Linked DNA regions of Homo sapiens: region 2 is linked to region 1. Evidence: chromatin contacts called from ENCODE Hi-C or POLR2A ChIA-PET data. All regions are on one chromosome and are shown on one strand. Each heading gives the region's core, a stretch centred on a gene start or an enhancer-like site at or near the end of the contact. The rest is flanking DNA. Distances are from core to core; before and after follow the strand shown.

Region 1 (6,331 bases), core at 2,085-4,584:
TCAAGATGTGTTGTGAGCACAGATGGGCCTCAGCCCCATTCCAGTTCTAATACGTTATCGGCTTTGTGTGTGACCATGGGCAAATAATCACTCTGTGCTTCAGTTTGTTTTACTATAAAATGGGACATTACGAGAAATGTGTGAAAGTTATATGTGAGAAACATTTAGCACAGAATCTGATATAAAGTAAGCACTCAATAAATATTGGTTATGTTGATGTTGTGCAAGCCAAACATATGGAAATAATTTAAAAATTTTTCAAAGCTGTACACCCATTTTCATAACAGCATTATTCACAATAGCCAAGAGGTAAAAGCAACCCAAGTGTTCCTCAGTGGATGAATGGATAAACAAAATGTGGTATATACATAAATGGAATATTACCTGTAAAAAGGAAGGAAATTGTGACACATACCACAACATGGATGAATCTTGAGGACATTATGCTAAGTGAATAAGCCAGTCACAAAAAGACAAATACTGTATGATTACATTTATATGGGGTATTTAGAGTACTCAAATTCACAGACGCAAAGTAGAAGGATAGTTACCAGGGGCTGATGGGGGTGGGGTGGAATAGGCAGTTGTTTAATGGGTATAGAGTTACAGCTTTGCAAGATGAAAAAGTTCTAGACATAGGTTGCACAACAATGTGAATATACTTAACACTACTAAACTGTACACTTAAAAACATATATATATTTTTTTGAGATGGAGTCTCCCTCTGTCACCCAGGCTGGAGTGCAGTGGAGCTTGATCTCAGGATCTCAGCTCACTGCAACCTCCGCCTCCTGGGTTCAAGCAATTCTCCTGCCTCAGCCTCCTGAGTAGCTGGGATTTCAGGCGCCTGCCACCACGCCCAGCTACTTTTTGTATTTTTAGTAGAGATGGGGTTTCTCCCTGTTGGTCAGGCTGTTCTCAAATGGCTGACCTTGTGATCCGCCCGTCTTGTGATCCGCCCGTCTCAGCCTCCCAAAGTGCTGGGATTACAGGCATAAGCCACTGCGCCTGTCCAAAAATATTTAATATGGTAAATTTTATATGTGTTTTACCACAATGTATAAAATTTTTTTGAAAGCAACATACAAACTAGTGCAAATTGATAACAAATAGAATATACACATGCTAAGGTGTGGGATAAAGGAGTAATTTGATGAATCAGAAAATAAATGGTGAGTTTATTGTAGATATCAAGTGTACAATATCTTGTTTTCCACTAAGGTGGCTGGAAAAAGAGCAGCGTTGCTACTCTGTCCCCTCCCCAAGCCTGAGTATTCCTTTTCTCTTTCTACAGGTGTACTGGGTAGGCCCAATCATTGGAGGGGGTCTGGGCAGCCTCCTGTACGACTTTCTTCTCTTCCCCCGGCTCAAGAGTATTTCTGAGAGACTGTCTGTCCTCAAGGGTGCCAAACCCGATGTCTCCAATGGACAACCAGAGGTCACAGGGGAACCTGTTGAACTGAACACCCAGGCCCTGTAGAAGCTCCAGCTGAATAGAGGGAGTAGAAAGCTTCTGAGTTTACGTGGAGGGGTTTAGCCAGCCCCTAGATGAAGAAAGAGACTGTGGGGAGGGTCATGTACTTCTTTATTTTTTAACTTATGTATGTGGTTGTTTTTTTTTTTTTTTTCCTTTTGCTGTGTGAAATCTTTCAAGTTGCATTCATGAGCTGGTTGGTGCAAACTTCCCTTCCTCCCCATCCCACCACCCTTCGCCGTGTGTGCTGATTGTGCATATGAATGTGAGTGTGGCTGTGTCTGAGTTTTGGGGCATGAGAGCTAAGGAAGCAAAAAGAGGTGCCATCCTATACCTCCCTTCCTCGACCCAGTATGGTGAGTACTGGGTAACCGACACCTTAAGTTTCTGGCCTTTACCCTGCTGCCAGTCAAGTGTGTGGCTCTTGATTTCTGAGGGAACAGAGAAGCAGGGAGTTACTCCTCACACGAGGCAGATGGAGAGAAGTGGAGGAGACAAGGCTTCCAAGGGTTAGGAGAAGGGACTCAAGGGAGGTGGGTGGTGAAAACGGAGTATTAGCCCCAGATCAGGATGTAGGTGTACCGAAGAATTGGGGGGAAGTTAATGGGAATATATAGCCTACTTATCTTAGGGATGCTTGCCCCAGGGACTTGGGTGGGGAAGTAGCTCTGAGAAAAGTGAACACTAGGATTTAGCTGTTCTGTAAAGCCACGTAAACCTGTCTACATCCGCTGGCTGGTTGTGTTCATTCTGACATAATGGATCTCTTCAGAGGTCCTGGGCCAAAGAGCTTCCAACCTAAATAGAGCTTGGGCAAGCCTAGAATCTAGAAAAATTAAGCAGCTTAACTGGTCAGCCTGACATCCACTGTTGTGGCTGCCTGGCAGATGGTATTTAAGCCCCACAATTGTTCCCTAAGGCCAACACAGGAAATCTGATTCCTGGAGCAAATAAATGAACGGGTGGTAGTAGGGGGCATGAGGGGAGAGGCTTTGACTCTGTTCTAATTTATTTAGAGCAAATCAAAACACTCCTCAAATGGCATCTTTCTGCTTTTATCACTAGTTCCGTGTTTTTTTTCTTGTTTTGTGTCTGTGTATTTTCATTTCTCTGTCATCCGTCCTTTCATCTTGAAGCAAATCTCTTCTAACTCCCTCATACCCCAGAAATTGATTCCTTCTATTCAAATGCTTAATAATTCAGGAGATTATTATTTGTTTGAGCCCTATCTTCTTTTTTTTTTTGAGAGGGGGTCTTACTATGTTGACCAGGTTGGAGTGCAATGGATATTCACAGGCACGATCATCGCACACTACAGTCTAGAAATCCTGGGCTCAAGCGATCTTCCTGCTTCAGCCTCCCCAGTAGCTGGGATTACAGGGGGCCAGAGCACAGCCCTATTTTCTTTTCCTTTTGGCAAGATCATCTCAGCAGAGGCCAGAAGAGACCCTCAACTGTTCAATGAATATTTACGGTTGCTTTCTTCCTTTTATGAGCCTCTTGCATACTTTGAAAGCTTTAAATTTATACCTATAATACAACGGACATCCCCTATCCCAGAAGACCATTCCTCCCTGTACTTCAGCTCTTTACTTCCTCCCAAATAAAACCTAACTTTTCTAACTAACTATTTAAGACTTGGAATAGTCCGCTTGACTAGAAGAAGGGGAAGAATGTTTGTAAATTCACCTCTAATCGGACTTTGATTCTACTATAATTCAGCAGAAAATTCATAGCGCTGTGATTTTTAGATCGACCTCACATAAAACAGTCCCTGCACTCGCTTCCCTTTTCCTTCCTTCTTCACCAATCTCCGCCCCAGTTCGCTCGGAGTCACGTGGACCAGCCCGGCTCGCCCCGCCTCGCTCTTCGCGCAGGCGGGGACCGGTCCAGCTGAGCCTGGTGGCGGAAAGGCTGCGGCCCCGCGCCAGAGGGCCGGTGGCTCCTCCGGGCTTCTGAGGACCCGCAGGGAGCGGGTGAGTGAGTGTGTGGCGAGAGGGCGCTAAGCGGACACGGGGATCCTTTCGAAGCTATGGGGGCATTCTCGGGAAACGCTGAGTCCCTTTTCCCGCCACCCGGTTTAGAGCCAGGGGGCGGGGCTCGTGCTGCAGGCGCGCACGCGCAATTCTGTACTCTGCTCCTTAGTCTCCCGCGCCGCGTTCCCGGGTCTCACCGGACGCGGGCTTAGCCCTACGCTGCTCCGCACAGCTTGGGTCTCCCGCGGGATGGGGTTGTGATGGAAAGGGGCTTGGAATTCCTGAATTAGAACAGAAAGTGCCTGAGGGAGTTCCACTTCGGAGCTTAGCATCTAGTTGAGACCTCCTGAAAAAAACCGGTGTGTGGCCTGGCGGTCAGCAGTGGTCGGAATTCACAGGCCGCTTTACTTATATCGTGGGTTTTATGGAACGGATTTCTCACTCCCTCCCTTCGTTGCCTTGTTCGGGTTTGTCACCTGGACCTCAGCCGCTAATGAAGCTTTTTTCCTTGAGCCTCTCAATTCTTTGCCATTCGTGCTTCGACTAGTACTTTCAATTTTTTATTTATTTTATTTTATTTTGAGACGGAGTCTCGTTCTGTCGCCCAGGATGGAGTGCAGTGGCGCCATCTCGGCTCACTGCAACCTCCGCCTCCCGGGTTCAAGCGATTCTCTTGCCTCAGCTTCCTGAGTAGCTGGGATTACAGGCGCGCGCCACCATGCCCGGCTAATTTTTGTATTTTTTTTAGTAGAGATGGGGGTTTCACCTTATTGGTCAGGATGATCTCAAACTCCTGACTTCGTGATCCGCCCGCCTCGGCCTCCCAAAGTGCTGGGATTATAGGCGTGAGCCACCGCGCCTGGCCTGTTTGTTTTTTTTGGTTGTTTTGTTTTGTTTTGTTTTTGAGATGGAGTCTGGCTCTGTCGCCCAGGCTGGAGTGCAGTGGTCCGATCTCGGCTCACTGCAACCTCCGCCTCCCCAGTTCAAGCGATTCTCCTGCCTCAGCCTCCCCAGGAGCTGGGATTACAGCTGCCCGCCACCACGCCCGGCTAATTTTTGTATTTTTAGTAGAGATGGGGTTTCACCATGTTGGCCAGGCCGGTCTCGAACTCCTGACCTCAAATGATCCGCCCGCGTCGGCCTCCCACAGTGCTGGGATTACGGGTGTGAGCCACCACACCCGGCCCTACTAGTACTTTGTACAAAGTAAAGGTAGATCATCTGATGTTAAATTTAAAACTCCTCTTTGACCACCCACAGTTAGCCTTAAATCCGTAGGTGGGTGTCTGTGGCCTCTCAGTCTGGCCCTGACCCTCTCAATCTCATTTTGTAAATCTCTTACGCACCTGACTCCTGGCCACGTGGAAAGATTGTGGCTGCCCTCTTTCATATCTCAGTACTTAGTTCCTGCTGTTCCTTCTGCTTGGAAGATCTTGACACTGCTCTGCCAAGCGAACTTCTCTTTGAAGACTGAGCTTAATTGTCCCTCTGAAAATCAATGTATCCAGCTTCCTATGCCAAGTTAGTCACTTCTTCCTGTGTGTCCCTGAAGTTTTTTACCCCCCTCTATTACCAGGGGCACTGATACAGCTCAATAAAAGATCAATAAAAGGTTACTGAGCTCCTAACATGTACCATGCACTGTGCTTAGCGCCAGGCTTACAGAGATGAGTAGGATGGAGAGTTCCCGACCCTTAAGGAACTCAAGTCCTAAGGAAAACACATGTAATTGAGTCTTCTGTGGTTACAGTGAAAGGGTCATCAAGAAGTCCTTCCTGGCTTCCTTCCTCCTCTCACTGCACTCACACCATCTTACATCCTGATGCCTCCAAATCTTTAGCTCCAAACTCTTCTCCCTCATCTTCCAGACTTCTCTGTTTCAGTTCAATTTAGTAAAGCATTTATTGAGCACTTACATTGTGCTGCGTAATGATGATTCCTGATGTGAAAGAGTTTACGTTTTCGTGCAGTTAACATAGGATAGTTAGAATCACCTGAGGAACATTGTCAAAACACTTGCCTAAGCCCCATCGCTGGAAATTCTGATCCTGTAGCAAGGCTCTGAAAGTTCAAGGGTGAATAAGAATTCCTATCTCTACTAAAAAAAAAAAAAAAAAAAAAAAAAAACAAAAATTAGCTGGGTATGGTGGCATTTTCCTGTAATCCCAGCTACTTGGGAGGCTGAGGCAGGAGAATCACTTGAACCCGGGAGGCGGAGGTTGCAGTGAGCCGAGATTGCACCATTGCATTCCAGCCTGAGTGACAGAGTGAGACTCGTCTCCAAAAAAAAAAAAAATAAAAAGAATTCCTGTCCTCAGGGAATCTAAGGCTAATGGAGGGAGATAGACTTTGATTTTAACTATTATATACAACATGAATTGTAAGTACCATGTTGGAAGTCTGAATATGGTACACAGTAGACATTAAGGAAAAGGAGGTCACTTCTGTATGGAGAAGTCAGGAGGAAGTCCCTTTTGGGCAGTCTTTTTTTTTTTTTTTGAGATGGAGTTTTGCTCTTATTGTCCAGGCTGGAGTGCAGTGGCGTGGTCTCCCAGGTTCAAGCGATTCTCCTGGCTCAGCCTCCCAAGTAGCTGGAATTACAGGCACCCACCACCACACCTGGCTAATTTTTTTTATTTTTAGTAGAGACAGGGTTTCACCATGTTGGCCAGGCTGGTCTTGAAGTCCTGACCTCAGGCGATCCATCCGCCTCAGCCACCCAAAGTGCTGGGATTACAGGCATGAGCCACTGCGCCTGGCCTGCACAGAGTCTTCAGAGCTAAGCTGATATTTGGATGGGAGGCCATTCTAGATAGAGTAGTGGCTTGAGAGAGAAGCGTGAGAGGTAAACAGGAGAGAGATTCATGAAAGACTTTGTATT
Region 2 (6,331 bases), core at 1,994-4,493, 200 kb before region 1:
TGGTGCAATCTTAGCTCACTACAACCTCTACCTCCTGGGCTCAAGCCATCCTCCCATCTTAGCCTTCCCAGTAGCTGGGAATACAGACATATACCACCATGCCTGGCTAATTTTTGTATTTTTGTAGAAACAGGGTTTCACCATGTTGCCCAAGCTGGTCTCCAACTCCTGGACTCATGTAATGCCCCCATATCAGCATTCCAAAGTGCTGGGATTATAGGCGCAAGCCACCATGCCCAGCCTGTAAAATTATCCTTGTTCAGGTCAGAAACAGATGAGGCCATAGATATGATATAACAGGCTCACAAATGACAAAAGGAATCTTTATTTTGATTTCTTTTTCATCTCTGCTTTTTTTTTAAGCAACCCACATTGTCTAGAATTTAAAAAACATCCTCAACATTATTTGCCCTATATTACTTTTTCAAGGGCATTATACTAAACAGACTCTGCTCACAAAATGTATGAGAGGAACAAATTATTGAATGGATTGGATAGGATAACATTGACATTAGTCAATAGTAAACAAAAATAATAATATCATGTATATATAGGGCTAATTTTGTGCCAGGCATTGTTCTCAATGCTTCTTTCTTATATTAGTCTACTTAATTCTCAAAACAATCCTAGGATATAATCCCCATTGTTAGTAGTAGTATCCCTTTTATGGATGAGGAAACTGATGTAAAGAGATTAAATAACTTGCCCAATGACAGCTAGTGAGTGGCAAACACAAGATTCCCAGCCTGGCTCCAGTGGCAATATGCAATATTCTCTTTTTTTTTGAGATGGAGTTACACTCTTGTTGCCCAGGCTGGAGCGCAATGGTGCAATCTCAGCTCACCGCAACCTCCGCCTCCTGGGTTCAAGTGATTCTTTTGTCCCAGCCTCCCAAATAGGTGGGATTACAGGCCACCACACCCAGCTAATTTTGTATTTTCAGTAGAAACCGAGTTTCTCCATGTTGGTCAGGCTGGTCTTGAACTTCCAACCTCAGGTGATCTGCCCGCCTTGGCCTCCCTAAGTGCTGGGATTATAGGAGTGAGCCACCGCGCCCGGACTAATTTTTTTGTATTTTTAGTAGAGGCCGGGTTTCATCTTGTTGGCCAGCCTGGTCTCAGGTGATCTACAGGCCTTGGCCTCCCAAAGTGCAGGGATTACAGGTGTAAGCCACCACACCCAGCCAAAATCCTATGTTTTGATGCAGTCCACTGAAATTAGTTTTGATCCCACTCCACCATGGAATGATTTCCTAGTTGCCAAACCCAAACCCAGAGGATTTTTTTCAGCCCTAATTTTTTTTTCTTCTTTTTTATTTTTCTTTTTTTGTTGAGACAGGGTCTCACAACGTCAGCCAGCATGGAGTACAATGGTGCAATCTTAGCTCTCTGCAACCTCTACCTCCTGGGCTCAAGCCATATTCCCATCTCAGCTTCCCCAGTAGCTGGGACTACTGGCACATGCCACACCTGGCTAATTGTGTGTCTGTGTGTGTGTGTGTGTGTGTGTTTATTTTTTTACATATTTTTTAGAGACAAGGTTTCACCACGTTGCCCAGGCTGGTATTGAACTCCTGGGCTCAAGTTATCCACCCACCTCGGCTTCCCAAAGTGTTGGGATTACTGGGCTGGCCGTGCCCAGCCCAGCCCTTTTTACTTATTTTATTATTTATTTATTTATTTATTTTTTATTATTATTTTTGAGACGGAGTCTCGCTCTGTCACCAGGCTGGAGTGCAGTGGCACGATCTCAGCTCATTGAAACCTCCGCCTTCCAGGTTCACGCCATTCTCCTGCCTCAGCCTCCTGAGTAGCTGGGACTACAGGCGCCCGCCACCACGCCCAGCTAATTTTTGTATTTTTAGTAGAGACGGGGTTTCACCATGTTGGCCAGGATGGTCTAGATCGCTTGACCTCATGATCTGCCCACCTCGGCCTCCCAGAGTGCTGGGATTACAGGCGTGAGCCACCGTGCCCAGCCTATTTTATTTTATATATTTATTTTATTTTTTTAGAGAGTCTCACTCTGTCGCCCAAGCTGGAGTGCAGTGGCGCTATCTCGGCTCACTGCAAGCTCCGCCTCTCGGATTTACGCCATTCTCCTGCCTCAGCCTCCCAAGTAGCTGGGACTACAGGCGCCCGCCACCACGCCCGGCTAATTTTTTGTATTGTTAGTAGAGACCGGGTTTCACTGTGTTAGTCAGGATGGTCTCGATCTCCTGACCTCGTGATCCGCCCGCCTTGGCCTCCCATAGTGCTGGGATTACAGGCGTGAGCCACCGCGCCCAGCTAATTTTTGTATTTTTAGTAGAGACGGGGTTTCACCATGTTAGCTAGGCTGGTCTCGAACTCCTGACCTCAGGTGATCCACCTGCCTCGGCCTCCGAAAGTACTGGGATTACAGGCGTGAGCCACCGCTCCCAGCCTACCCTAAGAATTTCTATTCACATTTCATAGCTGAGGTCTCTCAGCTTCCTTCAAGGTGGACAATTCTGTATCTCTAGGTGACCCAATTTTATCCCCTCGTCTTTCGTGCACCCAGTTTATGCTAACCAGGAACCATCACATTATTGCATTGTTTGTTCACCTGGACCTTAAAAGGAAGGTTCTTAGTCTTATTTATCTTATTATTGAGTCTCCTCAATGCCCTGCTAAAGTACTGGTTACATTAGTTTATTTCATTTTAATAGGTTTAAATGATAAAGATCCTGTCTAGGTTGCTAATCTGTGCAATCGCCTGGGAGCTTGCAATCTCACTACTTCGAGAGAAAAACCTTATTTTGGCTCTAAAGAGGGCTCCTGACTTCGCCACGCTCACCTTCAGTGGTGCTTCACCGCACTACCACTTCCCTAACCACCGCCCCTATGGCTGTCACCTAGATCAAGGACCTATCTAAGGAGAAAGCCCAAGGACAGGCAAAGACAGGCCACGCACTTTCAACAGGAACTCGGCCCCTTTCCTAAACGTAGTTCCTCTGATTACCCTGTCCAACGGACGTCGCTATGATCCAATTAAGTTTTGAGGCTCAGAGTGACGCCCTCTAACCTCACACTGTCCAATAAAAAAAGGAGTTTCAGATTAGCACCAGTTTTGACCAATGGATGAGAAGATCAGCGTGTATTAACCTGTAGAAGCAGCACAGAGAATGATGAGCAGCCAGTTCACCCAATGGACCTGCCTACTGCAGCGTAGGCCTCGCCTCAACGGCAGGAGAGCAGGCGGCTGCGGTTGCTGCAGCCTTCAGTCTCCACCCGGACTACGCCATGTTGGGGTTTGTGGGTCGGGTGGCCGCTGCTCCGGCCTCCGGGGCCTTGCGGAGACTCACCCCTTCAGCGTCGCTGCCCCCAGCTCAGCTCTTACTGCGGGCCGCTCCGACGGCGGTCCATCCTGGTAAGTGCTTTTCTCTAGGAGCTAACGTTCCATTTTGCCGCCCCATGACCTTGAGCCGGGGAACGATGGTAGCTCGGGCCTAAGGGATCCGTGGTGTTAAAAGGATGCCTGGAGCCGCGTCTTGCTCTCTAATGGCTGGAGAACAAGAATGGGACACCCATAGGAGGTTTCTTCGACCCAGCTCTGTCCCATTTTGTATAAAGTCCTTTGTGTGACGGAAAAGGTGCGGGCAGGTGCGTTGACCTTCCGGTTGAATAGGGGTACTGAACTCTCGAAAAATGGGGTCTTGTGCATGCGGATGGGAAGGCTGTGCAGGCGCTTTATCGATCGCTGCGCGGCCTTCCCTCTTGGACACGCGTTCCGTACAAGCGGAAAGAGGCCTGACTTCGGCTGAGTTTTCCTCTCCTTGTGTGTTAAGTCCTGGCTTCCGATGACCTTTAACTGGCCTGACCCCAGCTCCTTCCAATATCTTTTGTCTGTTAGTCAGGGACTATGCGGCGCAAACATCTCCTTCGCCAAAAGCAGGCGCCGCCACCGGGCGCATCGTGGCGGTCATTGGCGCAGTGGTGGACGTCCAGTTTGATGAGGGACTACCACCAATTCTAAATGCCCTGGAAGTGCAAGGCAGGGAGACCAGACTGGTTTTGGAGGTGGCCCAGCATTTGGGTAAGTAGAGTTTGTTAGGAATAGTAAAGACCTTGTGTAGCCCAAATATCCCCAAAACCAAGCTGTCTGCCTTCTATGATGATTTTATCAAAATGACTTTCGTTCTTCTGAGTTTGCTGAAGCCACATTTAGGTACTGAGAAGGAGTCTTGGTCGATTTAGGTCTTGATACCAATTTATCCTTATGTATAACCCTGCGATGCCTGTATCTAACAGGTGAGAGCACAGTAAGGACTATTGCTATGGATGGTACAGAAGGCTTGGTTAGAGGCCAGAAAGTACTGGATTCTGGTGCACCAATCAAAATTCCTGTTGGTCCTGAGACTTTGGGCAGAATCATGAATGTCATTGGAGAACCTATTGATGAAAGAGGTCCCATCAAAACCAAACAGTAAGTTGCTCTTATTGCATCTATGCACAAAGGAACTTCTGTTATTTGCAGTTTTACACATTAAGGTGACATGTTCTCCTAAAGCAGAATTTTTCTTCTGATACGTTCGATTATTAAAATCACACAGTGCAGTTTCACCTGAAGAAATTAGGATGCAGAATTTCTGATTGACAAAAGCCTACTACTTGAGGTTTTTTTTTTTGAGAGGGAGTTTCGCTCTCGACTCACTGCAACCTCCACCTCCTGGGTTCAAGTGATTCTCCTGTCTCAGCCTCCTGAGTAGCTGGGATTACAGGTGCATGCCATCATGCCCGGCTAATTTTTGTATTTTTAGTACAGATGGGGTTTCACCATGTTGGCCAGGCTGGTCTCGAACTCCTGATTTTGGGTGATTCCCCCCCCACCTCGGCCCCCCAAAGTGCTGGGATAACAGGCATGAGCCACTGCGCCTGGCTAGTTGAGTATTTTTAAGACTCGGTCTTATGGCTTAGGTTTAGGAGTCTCCAAAACTTGTAGGTTTTTGTATTTGCTATTGCTATGTGAGGGAATGCTGTTAGGTTAAGGCTCAGTAAAATGAAAAATTTATGACAGTTAAAGTCAGGGAATGGGATTATTGTTTCCTAAGATAATAATTTTCTTTATTGCAGAAAGTTGGGTTAGATCCTAGATGATAGTTTATCTGATTTATGTAAGAAAGGGGAGGTAAGACTGTGGTTCCTCAGGTAAAGGGATGGACTTGAGAGTTGATAGGGAGGGATATATAAGATTATCATTTGCTTTCAACAAGGTGAATAGATACTATCCTCTCTTCTACCTTTACAGATTTGCTCCCATTCATGCTGAGGCTCCAGAGTTCATGGAAATGAGTGTTGAGCAGGAAATTCTGGTGACTGGTATCAAGGTTGTCGATCTGCTAGCTCCCTATGCCAAGGGTGGCAAAATTGGTATGTTATTAAGGGGTACATATTTTCCAAACCTAATATGGGAGGAAAAACTCATACAATGTTATGAGTGGATATTGACATCTATTCCTCACTGATGAGTACGTTCTGACTTTCGTTCTTCTGAGTTTGCTGAAGCCAGATGCAATTTCTGAGAAGGAATAGGATGGAAGGAAGCAATTACTTTTTTTGAAGTTTGCTTATTTAGGAAAGCAGAACTCTTAAATATTCTTTCTTTTCAACCTCTTATAGGGCTTTTTGGTGGTGCTGGAGTTGGCAAGACTGTACTGATCATGGAGTTAATCAACAATGTCGCCAAAGCCCATGGTGGTTACTCTGTGTTTGCTGGTGTTGGTGAGAGGACCCGTGAAGGCAATGATTTATACCATGAAATGATTGAATCTGGTGTTATCAACTTAAAAGATGCCACCTCTAAGGTAAGCATTGAGCTAATTGATGTCCACGTGGTAGTTACGCCAGGAAACTATTGCCAACTGAAGCCATGTTCTATATTTTCTATTTAATTTTTTTTTCTTTTTAAGAAAATGTTAATATTTTCATTTTCGTGTCCCAGGGCCTACAAAGGAAACCTGTTAGTGTTTTCCCCCCCAACTTCCAATACACAAATGGACATTTTCTTTCCTCTTTGATACTGACATTAAATAACATTTCCAGGTTTTCTTTTTGGTAGATAGTCCCATCATTTGAAAGCTAATTTTGGGAGGGCTGGATTGGACGTGGTACATATGTTTCAGTTAAGCCTATTTTGTACTTTTCACTTAACTTGAATAGGTTTTTATTTCCTTTCTACTATAGTTTTGCCTTACTAATATAAGAAGCTGTCTTTTTTTTTTGAACTGCATCTCTAATAGGGAAAAGAAACTTGCACACAAAAACGCTGACACCTTCTGAGAAAGGATCTGTGGTCGTTTCTCCGATTTGGG

Evidence for each region. A loop is a pair of places that touch in the nucleus more often than their neighbours do. ChIA-PET counts read pairs that join two places held with the same protein, here RNA polymerase II (POLR2A). Pooled maps may share reads with other maps.
Region 2: a pooled map shows a loop between it and region 1 (5-fold over the local background). The contact joins the promoter of ATP5F1B here to the promoter of TIMELESS in region 1. A Hi-C loop is called at or near these places in 8 of 50 pooled maps. POLR2A ChIA-PET finds 5 or more read pairs at or near these places in 8 of 52 experiments (GM12878, HEK293, HEK293T and 5 more).

The regions. Positions count from the first base shown.
Region 1 is chr12:56,446,429-56,452,759 of GRCh38, reverse strand. TIMELESS (timeless circadian regulator) reads left to right here and starts at 3,334. Exons shown (of 29, transcript NM_003920.5): 1 at 3,334-3,450. It overlaps MIP (major intrinsic protein of lens fiber), which reads left to right. Exons shown (of 4, transcript NM_012064.4): 4 at 1,295-3,258. The coding sequence ends at 1,480. RefSeq lists enhancers at 3,591-3,680, 3,791-3,910, 3,933-4,453.
Region 2 is chr12:56,642,896-56,649,226 of GRCh38, reverse strand. ATP5F1B (ATP synthase F1 subunit beta) reads left to right here and starts at 3,243. Exons shown (of 10, transcript NM_001686.4): 1 at 3,243-3,390; 2 at 3,874-4,056; 3 at 4,272-4,446; 4 at 5,269-5,390; 5 at 5,640-5,824. The coding sequence starts at 3,264. SNORD59A (small nucleolar RNA, C/D box 59A) reads left to right here and starts at 4,126; the gene lies at 4,126-4,200. SNORD59B (small nucleolar RNA, C/D box 59B) reads left to right here and starts at 5,473; the gene lies at 5,473-5,547. RefSeq lists enhancers at 2,726-3,434, 3,156-3,485, 3,435-4,145.